Linked DNA regions of Homo sapiens: all the other regions are linked to region 2. Evidence: read pairs that join two places in POLR2A ChIA-PET (ENCODE). Cell type or tissue: GM12878. All regions are shown on one strand. Each heading gives the region's core, and the rest is flanking DNA. Links, peaks and the distances in the headings are about the cores only.

The links. Peaks named below come from ENCODE experiments on the same cell type or tissue, not always from the same donor. Only the 100,000 strongest peaks of a DNase experiment are listed, where the experiment ranks them.
Region 1: POLR2A ChIA-PET joins it to region 2 with 7 read pairs; 5 of 35 experiments call an interaction of 5 or more read pairs at or near these places.
Region 3: POLR2A ChIA-PET joins it to region 2 with 5 read pairs; 2 of 35 experiments call an interaction of 5 or more read pairs at or near these places.

Annotation. Positions count from the first base shown.
Region 1 is chr6:36,322,842-36,331,370 of GRCh38, forward strand. It overlaps BNIP5 (BCL2 interacting protein 5), which reads right to left. Exons shown (of 12, transcript NM_001010903.5): 2 at 7,240-7,853; 3 at 5,757-5,873; 4 at 4,189-4,253; 5 at 3,669-3,912; 6 at 2,442-2,573; 7 at 1,288-1,349; 8 at 452-692. The coding sequence starts at 7,849. Among named protein-coding and RNA genes, the nearest start is that of BNIP5, 9.8 kb to the right of the region's middle. In GM12878, for the core only: no CTCF peak of the experiment used is centred there; no DNase peak of the experiment used is centred there.
Region 2 is chr6:36,031,238-36,035,237 of GRCh38, forward strand. All of the region lies in intron 1 of MAPK14 (mitogen-activated protein kinase 14), which reads left to right. Among named protein-coding and RNA genes, the nearest start is that of MAPK14, 5.4 kb to the left of the region's middle. In GM12878, for the core only: no CTCF peak of the experiment used is centred there; no DNase peak of the experiment used is centred there; H3K4me3 peaks cover 2,508 bases; H3K27ac peaks cover 2,340 bases.
Region 3 is chr6:35,656,968-35,665,496 of GRCh38, forward strand. All of the region lies in intron 1 of FKBP5 (FKBP prolyl isomerase 5), which reads right to left. It overlaps MIR5690 (microRNA 5690), which reads right to left and starts at 7,822; the gene lies at 7,750-7,822. RefSeq lists enhancers at 5,729-6,230, 6,231-6,730. In GM12878, for the core only: no CTCF peak of the experiment used is centred there; no DNase peak of the experiment used is centred there.

The sequences.
Region 1 (8,529 bases), core at 1,950-5,949, 290 kb after region 2:
AGCAGGTAGTAGGCACTCTGTGATGTCAGGGGAATTACTGTACACCAGTGGCCCTCAGGCTTTGGTGTAGTGAAAAAACAGGCCCAGGCCATCTCCTACTTCATCAAACCCAGTTCTCTGTGCTTTTCTATGAACTGGCCAGGTGATTCTGATGCACAGCGGCACGGATCTCCCATCACATTTGTTGTTAAGTGTTTGTGTGTGGAGAGGGAGGGGAGGGCGTGTGCAGTGAGCAGGGCCTACTGGGGGTGGGGTCCTGCTGGCACCTGGACCCTCACCTCTCCCCACACTTCCACACCCCCCACTCTACTCAGCATGGAAAGACACAGTCAGGGCTTTCAGCAACAGTGGACATCCTCCACTATGCCAGCCTGTCAACGACAGACAGGCCACACAGCAGCCTTGCCCAAGAGGAAGCCTCTGTTACCATGGCAACACCAGGCCTGCTCACCAAGGCTGCTGGAGGTGGAGGGCCGATGGCCACCAACACACAGGGGCAGAAAGCTGGGCCTCTTGGGTCGTCGGGCCTCTGGGCTGGCAGCCCCTGCTGCCCCCGCTCTTCTGGGTTCCTTGGAGGTGTGTTTCTTATGGTAAAACGCTCTCCTGAAGCTCGACCTTTTTTCTTGAGATTTCCTTCTGCAGTGTGGGGCCGGGTTTTCTACACCCACCTCTTCCTGCTGGACTTGAGGTTGCTGTGGGGGAGATGAGAGAAACTGAGTCAGGGCCCCTGACCTTGAGGAGATCTCAGGTGAGGTGGGGAAAGAGAGCCACGGTGGGCTAGCAGGCGTTGCCCAGAGAAGAGTGGTTGATGCTCAGTGCTGGGGAAATATGTGTGGTCTGGAGGGGGCTGGGGAAGCTTCAAGAAGGAGGGACTGGGTCCGGGTGCAGTGGCTTACACCTATAATCCAAGTACTTTGGGAGGCTGAGGCAGGTGGATCACCAGGGGTCAGGAGTTCGAGACCAGCCTGGCCAATATGGTAAAACCCTGTCTCTACTGAAAATACAAAAATTAGCCGGGTGTGGTGGCGCATGCCTGTAGTCCCAGCTACTCAGGAGGCTGAGGCAGGAGAATCGCTGGAGCCCAGGAGGTGGAGGTTGTAGTGGGCCATGATCGAGCCACTGTGCTTTAGCCTGGGCGACAGAGCAAGACTCCGTCTCCAAAAAAAAAAAAAAAGGAGGGACTGGAGCAGGACACAGAAGAGCAGCAGAGACAGGGAAGTTGTTACACCAGGCAGGGTTGGGGAGCCCACAGTGAGGTCAGGGTTACATGGGGAGCGTCTTCCTCACCTCCTCTCCTTGCTGTTCTTCTGCATCTTGGAGCATGGAAATGATCTTCTGAATGAATTCTTCTGAAAAAGATCAACACGCATGGTTAACTTTGGTGCTACGAAATCTCTTCTGCGGTCAGTCTTCATTTCCTAATGCCCCGGTGGCTCCCTGGGTGATTCTCCAAGGGGGCTAAAGAGCTGCCAGAGGTGGCCTGAGGGCAGAGCTGGTTTCATGGGATACATATTCACTTTACCAATGACGGCCTCTAAATAGACACCCAGGAGGAGGCCCCTCAGGGCCATCTGGAAAGGCCCATTCCCTACAGGTGCCCTCATCCTGCACCTTCTCCCTGTCCAGGCAGAATTTCCCTTCAAGGCATATTTTCTATGAAAAGCAAACAAGGCAGAATGGCAGGGGATAGGGGGCAGAGATCTTTCCAGGTCTTTTCAGACCTGACGGTGATATTATATATATATATATATATATATATATATATATATATATATATATATATATATATATATATATATATATATATGTTTCTAGGCCTGGCTCTGCCAATGGTAAAATAATAATTACAGCGATGGCAGCTGCCATTAGCTGAGCTTCCCTCCCAAGGCCCCTACCCCTGTCCCTATCCTTTTTACTTCTGAGCTCTGCTCTCAAGCTGGGCCACCCAACAATGACAATAATAGCAACAAATGGCACCTAACACATATTAGCCACTAACAGGGGCTGCCCTAAATGCTGCCGACAATTCTAGAAAGCAGGTACTTGCTGCCCCCATTTCACAGATGAAGAAACTGAGACCAGAGATGAAGTAACTTGCCCAAGTCCACACAGCTCAAAGGGGTCACAGCCCAGACTCAAACCAAGGTCCATAAGATCACCCCATTGGCCGAGCCCTTGGTGTGGGCCAGCACTTTCCTCCCTTTGCCTCCTGTCTGCCTCATCAGGGTAAGCACCAACACTATCGCCATTTATCGAGGTTCAGACAGGCAGCCTGGCTTGGGCCTGGGCTCTGGGCCCCAAGCTGCCTCCCCAGCCTGCTGTACTCAGAGGGAGGTCTGGACAGGTCACTGCCTCTCTCTGGCTCAGTGTCTCTTTGCAAGTGGGGGAGTCAGAACAGAAGTTTTGCAAGGGGTGTCTGAGAAAAAGAGAGGAGTACTGACTGTATTCCGAGGCTCTGTCCAGCGGAAGCTCCTCTCCAGGTTCCTGGCTCTCTGATGGGGTGGGAAGCACGGAGGGACCTGGAGCCCCAGCCTCTGTAGATGGGGCCTCCTGGACTTTAGGTTCTTCCAAGCCTGAGAAGCAGAAGGAGAACGAGGGTGTGTTTTGTCTGTCTGGGGCTGTTAACTATGCACAGAAGCTAGCACAAACTAAAAGTGGGCTCCGTGGCTGGATCACATTAAGGACTTATGGGGCTGGAAGACAGCTGCTGGGCAGGGCTGTGCCTCTGATTTACTGGCCCAGACCGAGTTCCCTTATCCCTTTGTGCTTCCATAGAACTGGCTTTCCTGGGCTTTGCTGCCCTCTCCTCCCTCCACCATTTTGACTTGATCCACAAGTTGAAGAGTAGAGGCCTGGTCCCATGGCATGAATTAATGAATCATAGCCAGAATCCCCCTGCATGAAAATATCTCCCCATGGGCCTGAAATTCCCCTCTTTGGTGTTAAGCGTCACTCCCTCCTTTCTAAGATGTAAATTCTCCTGGCCAGGATGACCTAACAGGATGACCTGTTCTCCCTGATGCCCAGGAAGAAATGACTTGTCTGATCCTTTCCGCCTCTAGCTCTGGCCCCATCATCCATGGGCCATGTGGCCTTGAACACATTGTTTTACCTCCCAAAGCCTCAGGTCCTTCATCTGTAAGGTGGGGATAATAGTTGTACTCCATGTGATGGCTGTGGGGATAATAGTTGCACTTCATCTGATGGCTGTGAGGACTGATCGTGTTATAGATATGCAGCAGGGAAATGTCTCACTTTACAGGTGAAGAAATTGAGGCACAAAGATGGGGAATGACATAGACAATATGCTAGAACCCAGGTCTCCTGCCTCCCCTGCTCCAGCTCCTTCTTGCACACACTACTCCCCTCCCTGCCAGGGTGCAGAAGTTGAGGCGGCCAAGAAATGTTGACGGTTGGGAAATCCCGGAACATAATTTCCATCAAGGGCTTATTGGGGTTGCCTAGAGCTCGCTGAGGTGTTGTGTGTGGAGGTGACCTGCTGGCATTCTTTCTGTCTTCCCACAGTCATCCTCACACCACTCAGGGCAGAGTGCAAAAGTCAGACCAGGCACAACGCAACCTTTAAAATGGTCAATTCCATCCCCAGGGAAGGTTCCAGAGCTGGAGGCAGCTGCAGGGTTGCTATGGCAACTGCAGAGCCTGCTCACCATAGCTGCTGGAGATGGAAGGCCGATGGCCGCTGACACACAGGGGCAGAAAGCTGGACTTCTTGGGTGGCCAGGCCTCTGGACTGGAAACATCTGCAGCCCCCCTCTTGGCCTCCTCGGAGCCGTGTTTCTTGGGGTTTGTCTTTGAGGTTCTCTTGAGGCTTGTCTTTTTCTCTTGGGATTTCTTCCTAACAGCTGGTGCTGGGTTTGGCAGGGCCACCCCCAGCTGTGAGGCCAGAGATTGCTGTTGGGGAGAGGAGAAAAACTGGTCAGGTTCATGACACTGAGAGGGGGAAAGCTCTCTGGAGGCAAGTGAAGAGCAGCCAAGCTGCAAGATGGCCCCGAGAGAGGGGAGGCAGCAGAGCCCAGAGCAGGGGGAGGGCTGAGTTCTGAAGCTGCAGAAGGAGGCTTCAGGGAAGGAATGGACTAGAGCCCGGCCTGCAAGGACAGGTGGAGCTTGGCAGAGGAGGAGGAGGAGAAGGCAGAGAGCCCCTGGAGACCTGCAAAGTTTACTCCTCACCTCTTCTTCCCACTGGTCTCCCACTCTTTTGAGCAATTCCACTATCATCTGAATGATAGCATCCTCTGGAAGAAAGCAAATGCATCCGGTTATTCTTTCTAAATGCACTGACAACTCCTTCTAAATTACCATCTTGGATAGTTCTCTTAAACAACTCTTTAGGCCACACAATGGAGGGAAAGCACCACATCCCAGGGGCAGGTTCTTCTGAGAGAAGGTTGGAAGATCCACCGGGGAAGGCACTAAGCCAAATCATGACACTTTATGCAGGAAATTTCAGGTCAGCCCTTCAGGCATTCAACCTGTGCCCCACTATTTCCTTTGAAAGTCACAGATCTAGGAACGTCTACTTTGGGTTCAGTAAGCTGTGTGACCTTGAATAAGTTTCTTAACCTCTCTGGGCCTTTATCTCTCCCAGTGAAATGTGGGTGATAATCTTTGTCCTGCCTCCCTCAGAAAGCTGTCAAATGAGGGACTGGGCTTGAGAGCACTTTGCAAGGCTAATGTTGATCTTCCAACCTGCAAAATTCCAGTGGGAAAATGGTAGATACCTGGGCTAACTAAGGTGGAGGATGAAAGGATGTCGGTAGGCATGACACAGAGACAGCCTGCCACGCTGATGCCTCAGCCACACCCCCATGTCTGCACGGAGAAGCCACTGACAATGGAAATGGTTTCCTTTGATACCCCAGTCAGCCTATTCAAGGACAATGTGCCCACACTGTCCTCTGCTAGGTGCCAGCTGATGAGTTTACATGAAAAGAGATGCAAACAAGGTTCCCTGTTCCCAGGCTGTCTGTGGGTTTGCTTTTTTTTTTTTTTTTACTCCTAACTTCCCTGTCACTTATAAATTGTCTGGCTTTTGTCGCTTGACTCAGCTACCAGCTGGTTCCCTCTCATGTAAGAAAACAATTAGCTGCAAAATAACTAACTCAATGCCTCTTAGTTATTCTTTGACATATGCATAGCTCCTTCATTTCATATATGCTAAAATATGCTCATCTTTTTTACAGGGAATTAGATGAATAGGGGATTATGCTCCATTTATTAGGAGCACTCATGGTATTGTGGTTTTGTGTGAGACTGCACTTATCTTTTGGAGATGCATGTTTAAGTATTTAGGGATGAGGCATGATTTACTCCAAAATGATTCAGCAACAAAATGATACCCACACAAAGCAAACTGGCAGAGTGTAAACAACTATAAGTATACAAGTTGTGGCAGCGTGTAAACAACTGTGAGTATACAAAGCATTGAATGATACTTTTCATTCTTCTACATATTTTTTAAAGTAAAATAAATTTTAAAAGACTAAGAAAAGTTCCGTTTTCATTAACACATAAGGCAGAAGCATTTGCCAGCAGCATTTCCAATTCCCCAGCCTCCCTTCTGTGAAATTCTAAAATAAGCAAACGTGGCCAGAAGCACCAAAAGAGGCAAGAAAGGCCAGTGCATGTATTTTGAGAACCACCATCCAAGGTCTCAGTAATCATTCAGAACAATCCGTCTCATTCAGTAACAGCCACCTCAGCCACAGGCAAAAAGGTCACTAGAGATTCCGACTCACGGTCAGGCTTTTTGAGCTCCTCTTCTTGCTGATGACCTGTGGCATGGGGAGAAACATCCAAAGCTCCAGTACCATCCACTTTGATGAGGAAGGACTGGTGATCAGAATCTTCCCCACCTGGAATAGAGACGAAAGCAAACGGGTATGTAGGTGTGTATGTGCGTGTGTCAGTGACATTCTCCTGACTTTGTTCATCAACACGAGAAAACAGCACAGAATTCACAGTGCAACAGGTGCTGCTGCAGCCCGCTCTAGGCTTAACCAAAAAATCAGAAACCCACTAAGATTTTTATTTGAGAAGAGGCTGCTTCCACCAAGACACCTCTCTCGCTAACCCCCTCCCCGCAAATCCTCAGTCTTCTCCCCATCATAAACACTGAGTTTTGAGTGCTGCAAGGCAGAGCCCCCCTCCCTCTAGGTGCCAGTGGGCATTCAGCTCCAGAGCCTTGGGAGGCAGAATAGGAAGGCACCTTGGGAGCCAGCACCCTTATTTACATGTGGGGAATCAAAAGTTCTAGAGGGAGCAGCTCAAGCTCAAGGTCACACAGCAAGTTTACTCCTGATGGAGCCAAGTCTAGAACCAAGGCCTGGAAGCAGCAGCCCAGAAGCACATAGGCACCAGTGGGGTGGGAGCAGGGCTTTGCTCCTCACCCAGCTCCCTGCTTTCTCATTTCTCCTAGGTCTGTGCTCCTAAAACTATAGGAGTTGGCAATAACAGCTATTGTGCACTAAGCACTTTCCTTGTGGGCTGTGGCCACTCCATGAGACAGTAACGTTATATTTATCTTCATTTTATCCATGAAAAAAGTTGAGGCTCAGAGAGGAAAGCTGCCTCCCTGGGCCACACAGCTTGTGAACGGCGGCACTGTGAGTGGTTCTCCCTGGAGCGCTCAGCCACGGTGCTGTTCTACCTCAAAGAAATGTCACAGTGGGCCGGGCGTGGTGGCTCACACCTGTAATCCCAGCACACTAGGGGGCCACAGCCCGTGGATCACTTGAGTCCAGGAGTTCAAGACCAGCCTGGCCAACATGGTGAAACCCTGTCTCTGCTAAAAAATACAAAAATTAGCCAGGCGTGGTGGTGGGCACCTGTAGTCCCAGCTACTCGGAAGGCTGAGGCAGGAGAATCACTTGACCCTGGAGGAGGAGCTTGCAGTGAGCCAAGATCATGCCACTGCACTCCAGCCTGGGCGACAGAGGCTCCATCTCAAAAAGAAAAAAGAAAGAAAGGAAGAGAGAGAGAGAAAGAGAGAAAGAAAGGAAAGAGAAAAGAGAGAAAGAAGAAGGAGGAGGAGGAGGAGAGGAAGGAAGGAAGGAAAGAAGGAAGGGAGGGAGGAAGGGAGGGAGGAAGGAAGGAAGGAAGTCACAGCGGTGCCGGCCCCTGACAGCTCCCCCGACTATCCCTGTCCCTCTGTGGAGAGGCTCCTGGAGCAAGTTTAGAGCACCCTAGGGGTTGCCATAGGAACAGGCACGGTCCGCTCACCCCTGCGAGCTGGGCCCAGGTCAGCCTCCCCGGAGCGCAAGGCAGCAGCTGCCTTGGACAACCCTTCCTCTCGGCCTCTGGCCTCCTGGTCTTGAGCTGCCTTAGTCACCTCGGCCGCGTGTTTCTTGTGACCTTGCTTCTTGCGGCTGGGCTTCTTGTCGTGGTGGGCTTTCTTCCTGAGGGCTGGCTCCCCTGCTGCTTCCAGGGGCTCCGGATGCTGGGAGATACCCTCCTTCCCCCTTGGCCTCCTGCTGGCCTTTTCTCTGGGCTCCTCAGGGCCCGTCCTCACGAAGAAGTTCAGCATGGTCTTCAGCCACCCCTTCTTGGTGTCTTGCGAAGGCCTCTGCTCGCTGGGGAGAAAATCTCCGGTCTCCTCGGGAGTGGGGGCTGCAGCGGTGGTGCAGTGAGCCTCTGCAGATGGAGCTGGGCTGTCTGAATGTCTGGCCCAATCACTGGTCGTCCAGTGAAGCGCCTTCCTGGAGGGGGCAGTGGGCAGGGAGAGCCAATGGCAGTCCCACGACTCCGAGCCTTTCCCGGGGGCCTGCGGCCTGTCCAGAGACCTGGCTTTCTTCTCCGCCAGGGGCCTCCTTGGGCACCTTGGATTCTCCATCGGGCTGCAACCAAAACACACAGCTCCCTTAGTTTTTTTGTTTGTTTGTTTTGATTTGTTTGTTTGTTTGTTTTGTTTGTTTTTGTTTTTTATGACGGAGCCTCGGTCTATTGCCCAGGCTGGAGTGCAGTGGCGCTATCTCAGCTCACTGCAACCTCTACCTCCTGGGTTCAAGCGATTCTCCTGCCTCAGCCTCCTGAGTAGCTGGAATAACAGGTGCCCGCCACCACACCCGGCTAATTTTTGTATTTTTAGTAGAGATGGGGTTTCACCGTGTTGGCCAGGTTGGTCTTGAACTCCCGACCTCAGGTGATCCGCCTGCCTCGGCCTCCCAAAGTGCTGGGATTACAGGCATGAGCCACCTCGCCCGGCCAAACAGCTCCCTCAGCAGAGGCCTCCTGGGCACACCAAAGTTGGCTCCTGGTGCTGACCAGTGGGCCCATTCACCCTGCCCACTAACGTGAGTAGTGTCAACAATTTCTCAAAGCTGTTGTCTTGTGCAAATTCCCCCAAAACCCTCGGGGAATGGGGGTCATTATTCTCATTTTCCAGAGGATAAAACTGGACCACAGGAAGATTGTGCTCAGATCTCAGGGCTGGTCAGCCGCACCTCCAGAGCCCCTGAAAGGAACATAGCCCTGTCCACACCTAGGTTTTAGTCTATCGAGACTGATGTGGGA
Region 2 (4,000 bases), core at 1-4,000:
TCCTGACCTCAAGTGATCTGCTCTCCTTGGCCTCCCAAAGTGCTGGGATTATAGGCCTCAGCCACGGTGCCCAGCCTGAAGTTGTTCTTTCAATGAGTACCTTTTTAGGTGTGGCAGAAAACATTTTTTGGAACTTCTTTTAGAATCCACTTTGGAGCCTGTGATATTCTTCTTCTTTTTTATTTTGAGACAGAGTCTCATTCTGTTGTCCAAGTTGGAGTGCAGTGGCACCATCTCTGCTCACTATAACCTCCACCTCATGGGTTCAAGCGATTCTCCTGCCTTAGGCTCCCAAGTAGCTGGGATACAAGTGCGCAACACCATGCCCGGATGATTTTTGTATTTTTAATACAGACAGGGTTTCACCATGTTGGCCAGGCTGATCTCTAACTCCTGACCTCAGGTGATCCACTTGCCTTGGCCTCCCAAAGTGCTGAGATTACAGGGGTGAGCCACCGTCTCTGGCCATCCATCTTCATTTTTTTGAGAGCAGATTTGATTTTAGGGAATAACAGTTCATTTGAATCCAAATAATTTAGGGAATTTGGACTCAAGTCTGATAAGAAAGATAAGGCAATCAGGTTGGTGATACTACTGTTTTAGGTCAGATAGGAGTTATAACTATAAAGTAACAACACATAATTTTTTGTGTGACTTCTTGAACTGGACCTGAAGTCTACTTCCAAAAAAATCTCCGAATTTTATTTTATTTATTTATTTATTTTGTAGAGATAGGGTCTTACTGTGTTGCCCAGGTTGGTCTCAAACTCCTGGCCTCAAGCAGTTCCCCCACCTTGGCCTCCCGAAGTGCTGGGATTATAGGGATGAGCCACCACACCCAGCCCCTGAATTTTATTTTCAAGAATGAAAATAAATGAATAGAATATTTCAATGAATAAAATTCATTCATTGAAATATTTGTCAGTTTCCGAATTTTATTGCTCTAAAGTGTGGTATACTTTGTAACATTTACAAATTATTTTAAGCCTATATTATTTTAATTTATACTAAGTATAGTAAAAAAACAAGTAGAAGCCTGTGTGATAACCAACTATGAATCAAAATAGAGTTTTACAAATATGCCTTTCCGTTAAAGGGTAAAGGGAACTAGACTAGGTCTTGCAGTTTTAAGGAACTTTATGCATTGTCTGTGAGGGGAAATGAAGCAAAATTGTTTAAGAATACATTGTTGCAAAGCATTGATTTTGGGGTTTTGGGACAGAAGGGGAGAATCTTTGTGGTGAGTTTAAGGAAATACAAACAGGAACTTAAGTGCCTTTCCTCTGGGGTAGGGTTCTTCCAGGCCCTTGCTGTTGATTAGAGGAGGTGGGACACTGGTAACCATGAAATAGGAGGTGACAGTTGAGAATTACTCTTAGATCTTATTCAACTGTTTATTCAACAGTGTTTATTGAATACCTACCATGGGCCAGATAGCTAGGTTCTGGAAATAGAGTGCTAAACAAGACAGAAACAAGACAATCCATTCTCTCCTGGAACTTACAGCCTAGTGGGTTTAATAACTACATTTTGTGGATTGCTTGCTATGTTCTAGCATTGTGCTGTGCACTTTATCATCAGCATAAAAAGTATATAACAAAACCTTTGGTAAAAGGATAGCAAAACTTGCTAAGAAATCAAATACAACTTCCTAAGTGCTTTGTGGAACAAGATTATTCTAGTATAAAAGAAATAAGTGAAGCTAACTTTTTTTAACTATTAATGGCCATTCACCATTTTAAATCTATTTTTTTTTTTTTTTAGAATGAGCCAGGGCACAAAGAAATAAAAGTGCATGATTATTAAGTATACAAGGGTGACTTTCTTGACTCCTGACCAGTGAGAAGGGTGTGCCCTTTACTTTTCTAGTAGTGATAGTAGGTCCATGCTGAGCTTTCCATTCTTTTCTTTGTAACCAAAAGTAAGGTAGTTGCCTGTATGTTACCAGTGCCAGTCAATAAGAAGTCTTTAAACATAATTAACGGCAAGCATTTGTATTATTGATGTATAAAGATTGTTTTAAGAAAGAGTTCATTCGAAGCTGGCTATAAAGTCATTTTATTATCAAATCCCATTTTTCCACTTTTTTTTTTTTTTGAGACGGAGTCTTGCTGTGTTGCCCAGGCTGGGGCGCAGTGGTGCAATCTCGGCTCACGGCAGCCTCTGCCTCCCGAGTTCAAGCAATTCTCCTGCCTCAGCCTCCTGAATAGCTGAGATTACAAGTGCGTGCCACCATGCCTGGCTGATTTTTGTATTTTTAGTAGAGACGGGGTTTTACCATGTTGGTCAGGCCAGTCTCGAACTCCTGACCTTGTGATCTGCCCACCTTGGCCTCCCAAAGTGCTGGGATTACAGGAATGAGCCACCACACCCAGCCTCCACTGGTTCTTCTTTAAAATAAGCTTATCCTGGATCTCCAGGTTTTCAGTTCTGCCAGTTTGATTTCTTGATACTGAGGAGTACTCTGCTTTTGATTTCTTTCTAGCCCAGTCTCAGAGATGATGTGTTGACTTTGCCTTTCATGGGCAAGAGTGCAGATATTGCTGAGCCCCTGGGGCCTAGAATTCAAAGATGGAAGAATTCACTGGGGTAGATCACCCTCACTTTAGAATTAACTGACATTTTTAGGGATTTTTGCAGTTTATAAAGTGTTTTCATTCAAAGCATTATCAATCAGTTCTCACTAGCTCCATGGAGGCTCATATTTATTAACTCCATTTTATAGATGGGGAGCTGGACTCATTCATTAAAGGAATGGCATACTTGTCAATGCTACTTTTAGTAGTCTCCTTTCTGATAGATGTGGGCTGCTGAGGTTGCGCGGTGGCACCTTCTCTTATGCAGTTAACCTCCTCTTGTGAAAAAGGGGTTGCTGAGTCACTCGGAATAGAGCTTGAGTGTAGGAAAGCAGTTCCACCAGTGTCATTGCCCAGTTTATGTGAGGGGTAATGACTTAACCCATTTAACCCATTAGAGTCATGTCTCTTCCTCAGAACTGATAAATCAAAAATGCACTCATTGCCCAGATTAAAATTTTTTCTGAAGGAATTATTAGGCAGTGCAAATAGTTAATTCCTGAATTTATGAATCCTATTGGATTGAAATTCTTCAGTGTACATTTATGTAAAGTTGGGACTGTCTGTACATGTTTGTGTTACATAAGTATAGGATATAAATAGAAATAACTGCCTCTCCAGCCCTTTGAAAATACATTAGATTTTTGCTTTTTGCAGTAAAATTTGGGGTAAAACTGATTTGTTCTTATCTAAGAGGTATAATTACTGCAGTGCTCAGAAAAGCCTCATTATAAAGTGGGCTCCCCTGACTTGGAACTTAGGGATGTCTTCTCATGGCTGCTATGGAAGTCATGCAGCTGTTTCGTCAGGAAAATAACCAAAAACTTCTTTAAACTTGGAAATGTTTTTGTAAAAGAAACTTTCAGTATTCAGAGTAGTTTGTCTTTCACAGTGCTTCCATAAATTAAGCACAGGCACAACTCGTTTTATTATGCTTCACAGATAATTGCTTTTTTTTTGCAAATTGAAGGTTAGTGACAACCCTGTGGTAAGCGAGTCTTTTGGCACCATTTTTCCAAAAGCATGTGCTCACTTCATGTCTCTGTGTCACATTTTGGTAATTCTCGCAATATTTCTTTCTTTCTTTTTTTTTTTTTTTTTTTGAGACGGAGTTCTGCTCTGTCGCCCAGACTGGAGTGCCATGGTGCGATCTCGGCTCACTGCAACCTCCGCCTTCCGGTTTCAAGTGATTCTCCTGCCTCAGCCTCCCAAGTAGCTGGGACTACAGGCATGTGCCACCACACCTGGCTAATTTTTGTATTTTTAGTAGAGATGGGGTTTCACCATGTTGGTCAGGCTGGTCTCGAACTCCTGACCTTGTGATCTGCCTGCCTTGGCCTCCCAAAGTGCTGGGATTACAGGTGTGAGCCACCATGCCCGGCAGTTCTGCTGGGATTACAGGTGTGAGCCACTGTGCCCGGCAG
Region 3 (8,529 bases), core at 1,950-5,949, 370 kb before region 2:
TTGGGAGGCTGAGGTGGGTGGATCACAAGGTCAGGAGATCGAGACCATCCTGTCTAACACGGTGAAACCCTGTCTCTACTAAAAATACAAAAAAAAAACTAGCCGGGAGTGGTGGCGGGCGCCTGTAGTCCCAGCTACTCGGGAGGCTGAGGCAGAAGAATGGCGTGAACCCGGGAGGCGGAGCTTGCAGCGAGCTGAGATCGCGCCACTGCACTCCAGCCTGGGTGACAAAGTGAGACTCCGTCTCAAGTAAAAAAAAGAAAAAAGAAAAAATTAACACAAACTTAGTGGCTGAAATAATACCAATTTATCATCTTACAGTTCTGGAGATCACAAGTCCAGAATGGGTCTCACTGGGCTAAAATCAAGGTGTTGGCAGGGCTGCATTCCTTCTGGAGGCTCCGGGAGAGCACTCATCTCCTGGCTTTTTCCACATTCTAGAGGCTGCCCACATTTCTTGGCTGGTGGCCCCCTTCCTCCATCTTCAGCCGGGAATACTGCATTTCTTTGATCATTCTTGTGTAGTCATCTCTCTCTCTGACTATAGTTGGGAAAGTTTTCCACTTTTAAGAACCCACGTGATTAAGTTGAGCCCACCTGGATAACCCAGGATAATCTCCCCATTTCAAAGCTTTTAACCTTGTTCACATCTGCAAAGTCCTTTCTGCCCTATAAGGTAACATATTTACAAGTTCCATTTTTGAGGATCCATTATTCTCTCTACCACCGATACCTAATCATCCAATCAAGATCCTAAGAATTTCTCTCAAGCTTGGAATTCCATTGACTTCCTCCATTTTGTACTTAGGGGGTCTCACAACATTCTTTCCTTTTCCTTTTCTTTATTTATCATCCAGTTGGATAACAATGTTCTAATCTAAAATAAAATTTAACATTTTATATCATTCTGAAAATACATTCAGAAATTTAGAAAACATAAAGTAAAACATCTGGTTTCTCAATTTTGTAATAAAATTATAAGGCCAGGCACAGTGGCTCACACCTGTAATCCCAGCACTTTGGGAGGCTGAGGCAGGCAGATCACGAGGTCAGGAGTTTGAGACCAGCCTGGCCAACATGGTGAAACCCTGTTTCTACTAAAAAAAAAAAAAAAAAATACAAAAATTGGCCAGGCGCAGTGGCTCATGCCTGTAATCCCAGCACTTTGGGAGGCCGAGGTGGGTGGATCACGAGGTTAGGAGATCCAGACCATCCTGGCTAACACGGTGAAACCCCATCTCTACTAAAAATCCAAAAATTAACCGGGCGTGGTGGCGGGCGCCTGTAGTCCCAGCTACTCAGGAGGCTGAGACAGGAGAATGGCGTGAACCCCAGGAGGCAGAGCTTGCAGTGAGCCGAGTTTGCGCCACTGCACTCCAGCCTGGGCGACTCCGTCTTTTTTTGAGACTCCGTCAAAAAAAAAAAAAAAGAACCTCCAGAACAATGCTGAACACAATTGGGAATAGCAGATATCTTGACTTGTTCTAAATATTATATAGGGAAAGCATTCAGTCTTTCAGCATTAACTATGATTTCAGCTATTGGTTTTTCACAGATACCCTTTATCATATTGAGAAGTTCCCTTATTTTCCTAGTTTGCTGAGTTTTCATCAGCAAGGCATGTTAAACTTTGTTAAATGTTTTTTCTGCATCTATTGAGCTGATCATATGCTTTCTCTTGCTAATGTGGTACATGACATTGGTTTTCAAATGTTAAACCAACCTTGGATACCTGGAATAAACCCTATTTGGTCACTGTATTTTATCATTTTTATATGTTGTTGGATTCAATTTACTAAAATTTTGTTAAAAAATATTGCTGGCTGGGTGTGGTGGCTTACACTTGTAATCCCAGCATTTTGGGAGGCTAAGGCGGGTGGATTGCTTGAGCCCAGGAGTTCGAGACCAATCTGGGCAACATGGCAAAACCCCATCTCTACCAAAAAATACAAAAATTAGCTGAGCATGGTGGCACACACCTGTAGTCCCAGCTACTCAGAGGCTGAGGTGGGAAGACGGCTTGAGCCCAGGAGGTGGAGGTTGCAGTGAGCCATGATCACACCATCACACAACCACACTCCAGCCTGGGCAACAGGGCGAGACCCTGGTTCAGGAAGAAATAAGTAAATAAATAATAAAAATCATAGAGTGACTTAAGAAATATTCCATCTTTATCAATTTTATGGAGGAGTTTGTGTAAAATTGGTATTATGACTTCCTAAAATGTTTGGTAGAATCAGGAATACCATGTAGGCCTAGAGTTTTCTTTGTGGGAATTCAATTTTTTTTTTTTTTTCGAGACTGAGTTTCGCTCCTGTTGCCTAGGCTGGAGTGCTGTGGCACCATCTTGGCTCACTGCAACCTCTGCCTCCTGGGTTCAAGCGATTCTCCTGTCTCAGCCTCTGGAGTAGCTGAGATTACAGGCATGCGCCACCACACTCAGTTAATTTTGTATTTTTAGTAGAGATGGGGTTTCTCCATGTTGGTCAGGCCGGTCTCAAAGTCCCGACCTCAGGTGATCCGCCTACCTCAGCCTCCCAAAGTGCTGGGATTATAGGCGTGAGCCACCAAGCCTGGCCGAATTCAATTTCTTTAATAGATATAGGACTTTTCAGGTTGTTTCTTCTTCAGTGAGCTTAGGTATTTTGTATCTTTCAAGGAATTTGCACATTTCATCTAGCTGTCTAATGTATTACTATAAAGTAATTCATATTATTCTCTCATCCTTTTAATAATTATAGAATCTGAGCTTTGTTAGCAATTCTTTCATTCTTGATATTGGTAAGTTGTCTTCTCTCTCTGATTCCTGATTAGTCAGGTTAGAGTTTTATCAATTTCATTGTTCTCAAAGAACCAGCTTTTGATTTCACTGACTTTCTCTACTAGTTTTCTTTTTTTCTATTCCACTAATTTTGGCTTTTATCCTTAACTCTTTTCCTCTGTTTACTTTGGGTTTAATTTTCCCTTCTTTTTCTAATTTCTTAAGGTGAAAGCTGAGGACACTGATTTGTGATTTTACTTCTTACCCAATATAGACATTTAGTGCTATGAATTTTCCCCTAAACATTTGCATTAACCACAACCCACATATTCTGATATGATTTTCATTAAGTACAAAATACTTTCTAAATTCATCTTTGATATTCTTCTTTGACCTGTGGGCTTCTTAGGAATACATTAGTTTCTAAATATTTAATAATTTTCCAAGTATCTTTCTGTTATTGACTTTTAATTTAACTCCCTTTTGGTCAGCATACATACTTTATGATCTAAGTCACTTTAAATGCATTGATGCTATTTTTTTTTTTTTTTTTTTTTGAGACGGAGTTTTGCTCTTGTTGCCCAGGCTGGAGTGCAATGACGCAATCTCAGCTCACCGCAACCCGTGCCTCCCAGGTTCAAGCGATTCTCCTGCCTCAGCCTCCTGAGTAGCTGGGATTATAGGCATGCACCACCACGCCCGGCTGATTTTGTATTTTTAGTAGAGACAGGGTTTCTCCATGTTGGTCAGGCTGGTCTCAAACTCCCGAGCTCAGGTGATCCTCCCGCCTCGGCCTCCCAAAGTGCTGGGATTACAGGCATGAGCTACCGCGCCTGGCCAACACTGACACTATTTTATGAACAAAAATATGATCTATCTTATTAAATGTCCTGTGCTGTGTGCAACTGAAAAGAATGTGTATTCTGCTTGTATTGGGTAGAATACTATGTAAATGTCAATTAGGTTAGTTGACAATGTAGTTCACATCTTCTAAATTATTTTTTGTCTACTTGTTCTATCAATTATTGAGAGACAGGTGAGGTATTGAAATCTCCAACTATAATTTTAGATCTACTTATCCTTTCAAGTTCTATCAGTTTCTGATTCATGTATCTTGAAGCTCTGTTATTAGGTGCATATTTAGGACTATTAATTTCACTTGAAGGCAGCCAATCATGAAAGGCCATACATTATATGATCCCATTTATACGAAAGGTTCAGAATAGGCAAATTCATAGAGACAGAAAGGAGACTGGTGGTTGCTTAGGGTTAGGGGAAACAGGAGGAAATGGGGAGTGGGAGATTTCTTTTTAGGGTTATAAATGTTCCAAAGTGGGACAGCAGTAATAGTTGCACAAATCTGGAAATATGCTGGAAACCACTGAATTATATACTTTATTTTATTTTTGATTTACCTTATTTTATGTATTTATTTATTTATAGAGATATGGGGTCTCGCTACATTGAGCAGGCTGGTCTTGAACTCCTGGTCTCAAGTGATCCTCTCATCTCAGCCTCCCAATGTACTGGGATTACAGGCATGAGCCACCACACCCGGCCTGAATTGTACACTTTAAAGGGGAGAATATTATGGTATGTGAATTTTATCTCAATTAAGCTGCTAAAAAATTATTCTACTCAATGGATGACCATAATTCATGAATGATATACATTCCTTCCAACTTATTAATACTATATAACACTGCTATGAACATTTTTGTGCCTAAGCTTTTATCATATGTAATTGAAAGTATGGCTTCTTGGCTGGGCGCGGTGACTCGTGCCTGATCCCAGCACTTTGGGAGGCTGAGGTGGGCAGATCACCTGTGGTCACGAGTTCAAGACTAGCCTGGTCAACATGGTGAAACCCCGTCTCCACTAAAAATACAAAAATTAGCCGGGTGTGGTGGCAAGTGCCTGTAATCCCAGCTACTCAGGAGGCTAAGGCAGGAGAATCACTTGAACCCAGAAGGCAGTTGCAGTGAGCAGAGATCGAGCCACTGCACACTACAGCCTGGGTGACAAGAGCAAAACTCCGTCTCAAAAAAAAAAAAAAAAAGAGTATGGCTTCTTGAACACAGTCTGCTTGAGTGAGAATCTTAGCTTGACAACATAGCAACTGTATGATCTTGTGCAAGTCACTTACCTTCTTTGTGCCACAGTTTCCCTATCTAAAACACAAGGTTATCAGTTATCAACATCTCTTGGGATTGTGAGGACTAAAGTAATGCACATAAAGGGCTTTGTACAGTGCCTGTTACATGGTATACTTTCAACATTAGTAGTAGTAGATGTTGTAATTATCATTTAGTTTTTGTTACTTTCTCTTTTTTATTTATTTATTTTTTTAATAGAGACAAGGTCTTGCTATGTTGCCCAGGCTGATCTCAAATTCTTGGGCTCAAGTGATCTTCCTGCCTCAGTCTTCCAAGTTGCTGAGATTTACATGCAAAAGCCACTGTGGCTGGCTAGTTTGTATTATTTTCTTAAGAAGATTTTCAGAAGTGGTATGACCTTGTCAAAAACCATGAGCATTTATTTACGTGTCTTTTTTTTTTTTTTTTGAGACAGAGTTTTGCTCTGTTGCTCAGGCTGGAGTACAGTGGCACAGTCATGGCTCACTACAGCCTCAACCTGCCAGGCTCAAATAGTCCTCCCACCTCAGCCTTCTGAGTAGCTGGGATTAGAGACATGCACAACCACACCCAGCTAATTTTTTAATTTTTTTTTTTTTTTGTAGAGACAAGGTCGCACTATGTTGCCCAGGCTGTTCTTGAACTCCTGGGCTCAAGCGATCCTGCCACCTCAGCCTCCCAAAGTGCTGGGATTACAGATGTGAGCCATCACGCCTGGCTGTGTCCAAATATATTTCAACAAACTGCATCTCAAACTGGGTATACTAATATTTGGTGCCACTAGTAAGTATATATAAATATATAAGAGAACAAGGATTACCTAGCTATCATAATTACAGTAAATTTGTTTTGTTAATAGGAACTCATTTTAATTGTGCATTCATTTTTGCTGCTTTTGGCCCTTAGTTGTTTGAAAGCCAATAGTTTTCTAATTATACTATGAATCCTACACACCATGAATACCTACTGAATATGAAATGTCTGTAAGACCCTGTTCTAGGAGCTACAAAGAAAACTGAAATAAGTTAGCCCAAGGATTTTTTGTGAAGGCAAAGAAACATTTTAATTCCAAATAATTATTATTAGGTAGAAGAGAGCTACAAAGTGTTTCTGAGGGTCCCAAGGAGGCAGAAGATGGCAGTGTCTGAGCTGGATAGGCATACTTTCAACCGGCAAGGGTGTGGCAAGAGTAAAATCAAGGCTGGTAAAAGAACACAGCACGTTTCAAGCCTAAGCAGCTTAAGTGCAAAGTGGCTCCGGGTGGAAATGATGAGAGAGCAAGAGCACAAAGAGGACCCTCTAAAACAGAGCCAGTGACCATGTGAGCTGAGGGGGAGGGCTTCTCACAGGGCAAACGGTACAGAAAGACGCGAAGACACAAAGCATCATGACCCATCCAGGGAGCTGCATGTGATCCCACTTGGCTAAAGTGAAGGGTACATGTGGGAAAGAAGCAGATGATGCTAAATAAACAGGCAGAGGCCTGACTGTGAAGGACCTTGTGTGCCAAAGTAAAGTACGTGAACATTATTCCAAAGGCAACAGGGAACTGAGGCATTTTTAAGAAAAGAAATGACAAGCAGACTAGCTTTAAGAAAAAATTACTCTGGCACTCCAATGGTTTCCCATCTCACACAGGATAAAATCCAAAGTCCTTCTTATGCTTAATACCCTATACATGCTGATCACTCGCTATCTCTGAAATTATTTCTCCTTTTCCCTCACTCACTGCTCTGGCTACAGTGGCCTTCTTGCTGCCCCCTCCCATGTGCCCTTTCCTCAGTGCCTTTGCACTTGCTATCCCCACTACCTGGAACTCTTCCCTGGTTAGCTGCATAGCTCACTCCCTCACTCGCTTCAGGTCTGCCTTCATGTTCAAACCTTTTCTTATCAGAGTTGTTTTACTGTTACCGGAAATAAAAGAGCAAAAATCGACTATAATCAGCCCCACTATGTTTTCCTCCAGTGTATTTATAGTATTTGTATACTGCCTGTCTCTCCTTACTAGAATGTAAGCTCTATGATGGATCTCTTCAATAACCGTGTGACATTGAGATTGTTACTACTGACACGTCCAGACAGCAAATCTAATGGACGAGCTAAGTAATCTATCCAAGGATATACTTCTAGTGAACAGTGGAACCAGGGAGACTGACTCTGGAGCCTGCACTCTAACTATTTTACATACTGACTCCCCAGAAGTGTCACAGGTCTCTGACTCTGATTCTAAAGCATTTCCTGTGAACAGGCTCCATGCTGACAAGCACTAAGCCAGCAAAAATTCTGAATTCACAGTATGTTCTTCTAAAAAGATGGTGATTCTTACAATTTGTATTAGCCAAGTTTTAAAAGCCAGGGAATATTTTTTAAATAATCAATTAAAATGTACAAAGTATCTGGACTTTTACCTATCCAAAAATTAGCTGTTTTTTTTTTAGACCCACAGATATTCAAACAAGATGAAAGATTTTATGAACTAAAAGGAACACAGCATATGACACCAAAAACTACCCAAGACCCTTTTTCCGTTACCATATTCAATTTCAGGAATAAAACTCAACATCTTTAAAATAATCATCAAATTTTCTGACATGCCACTCCCGGAGGAAGAACAATGTGGTATCTACAGGAAAACATCCAGCAAATACAGTATCTCATGCACAGTAAAAGAATGAAAGGTAGGCTGCAGTAACATTTGTCTTTATTCTTTCCCCACTCCTGAAATTATTAAATTTCCTCTCTGCCTGGGCATTCTTTCATCCCATCTCCCATTACTATCAGTATCCTCTCCTTAAAATGCAGTTGTCAATCAACAGTTGTCCCCATCAACCACTTCATACCAGAACTCATCCACTCTTAATTTCAACTATTACCTCTATTAGTATAACTCCCAAATCCTAATAGAGGTAGTAGCTGAAATTAAAAGTGGCATAATTTCTCCCTCTTTCCTTCTCCAATCTTTGATTTCTCTCACTTCAGGACCCTTTTATTTCCTTATGTTTTTAAGGAAAATTAACTTTTTCAAAATTGGTCCCTTCTCCATTTATTTCATAATCTGTATTATCTGGCCATTCTCCTAGGTTTGCAACTTCAATATAATTTTTCTCCACTTAATCAATAGGACCGCCAACTATTCATTGTGTTTCTTATCTTACTTTCGACTCCATAGCTATCATCATATTTTGAGTTTTCTTCCTCTCCTTTGTGAATTACTACAGTTCTCCAGAGGACCTGCCTACCTCCAGACGGCTCACTCACTCCCACTCATTCTGTATACACTGCTAGTGAAGCCTTTCTGACACAGCACACCCACCACATTACTCTCTAATTCATGGACCTTAAATAGTGTTCCAACACAACAAATCTAAACTTCTCAAACCAGCACTCAGGGTCTTCTGCTCCTTTAGAATGTCACTAGTAAATGCTCCTCTTTTTTTTTTTTTTTAGAGGAGTCTCACTCTGTCACCAAGCTGGAGTGCAGTGGCGCGATCTCGGCTCACTGCAACCTCCGCCTCCCAGGTTCAAGCAATTCTCCTGCCTCAGCCTCCCGAGTAGCTGGGACTACAGGCGCGTGCCACCACACCCAGCTAATTTTTTTTGTATTTTTAGTAGAGATAGGGTTTCACTATGTTT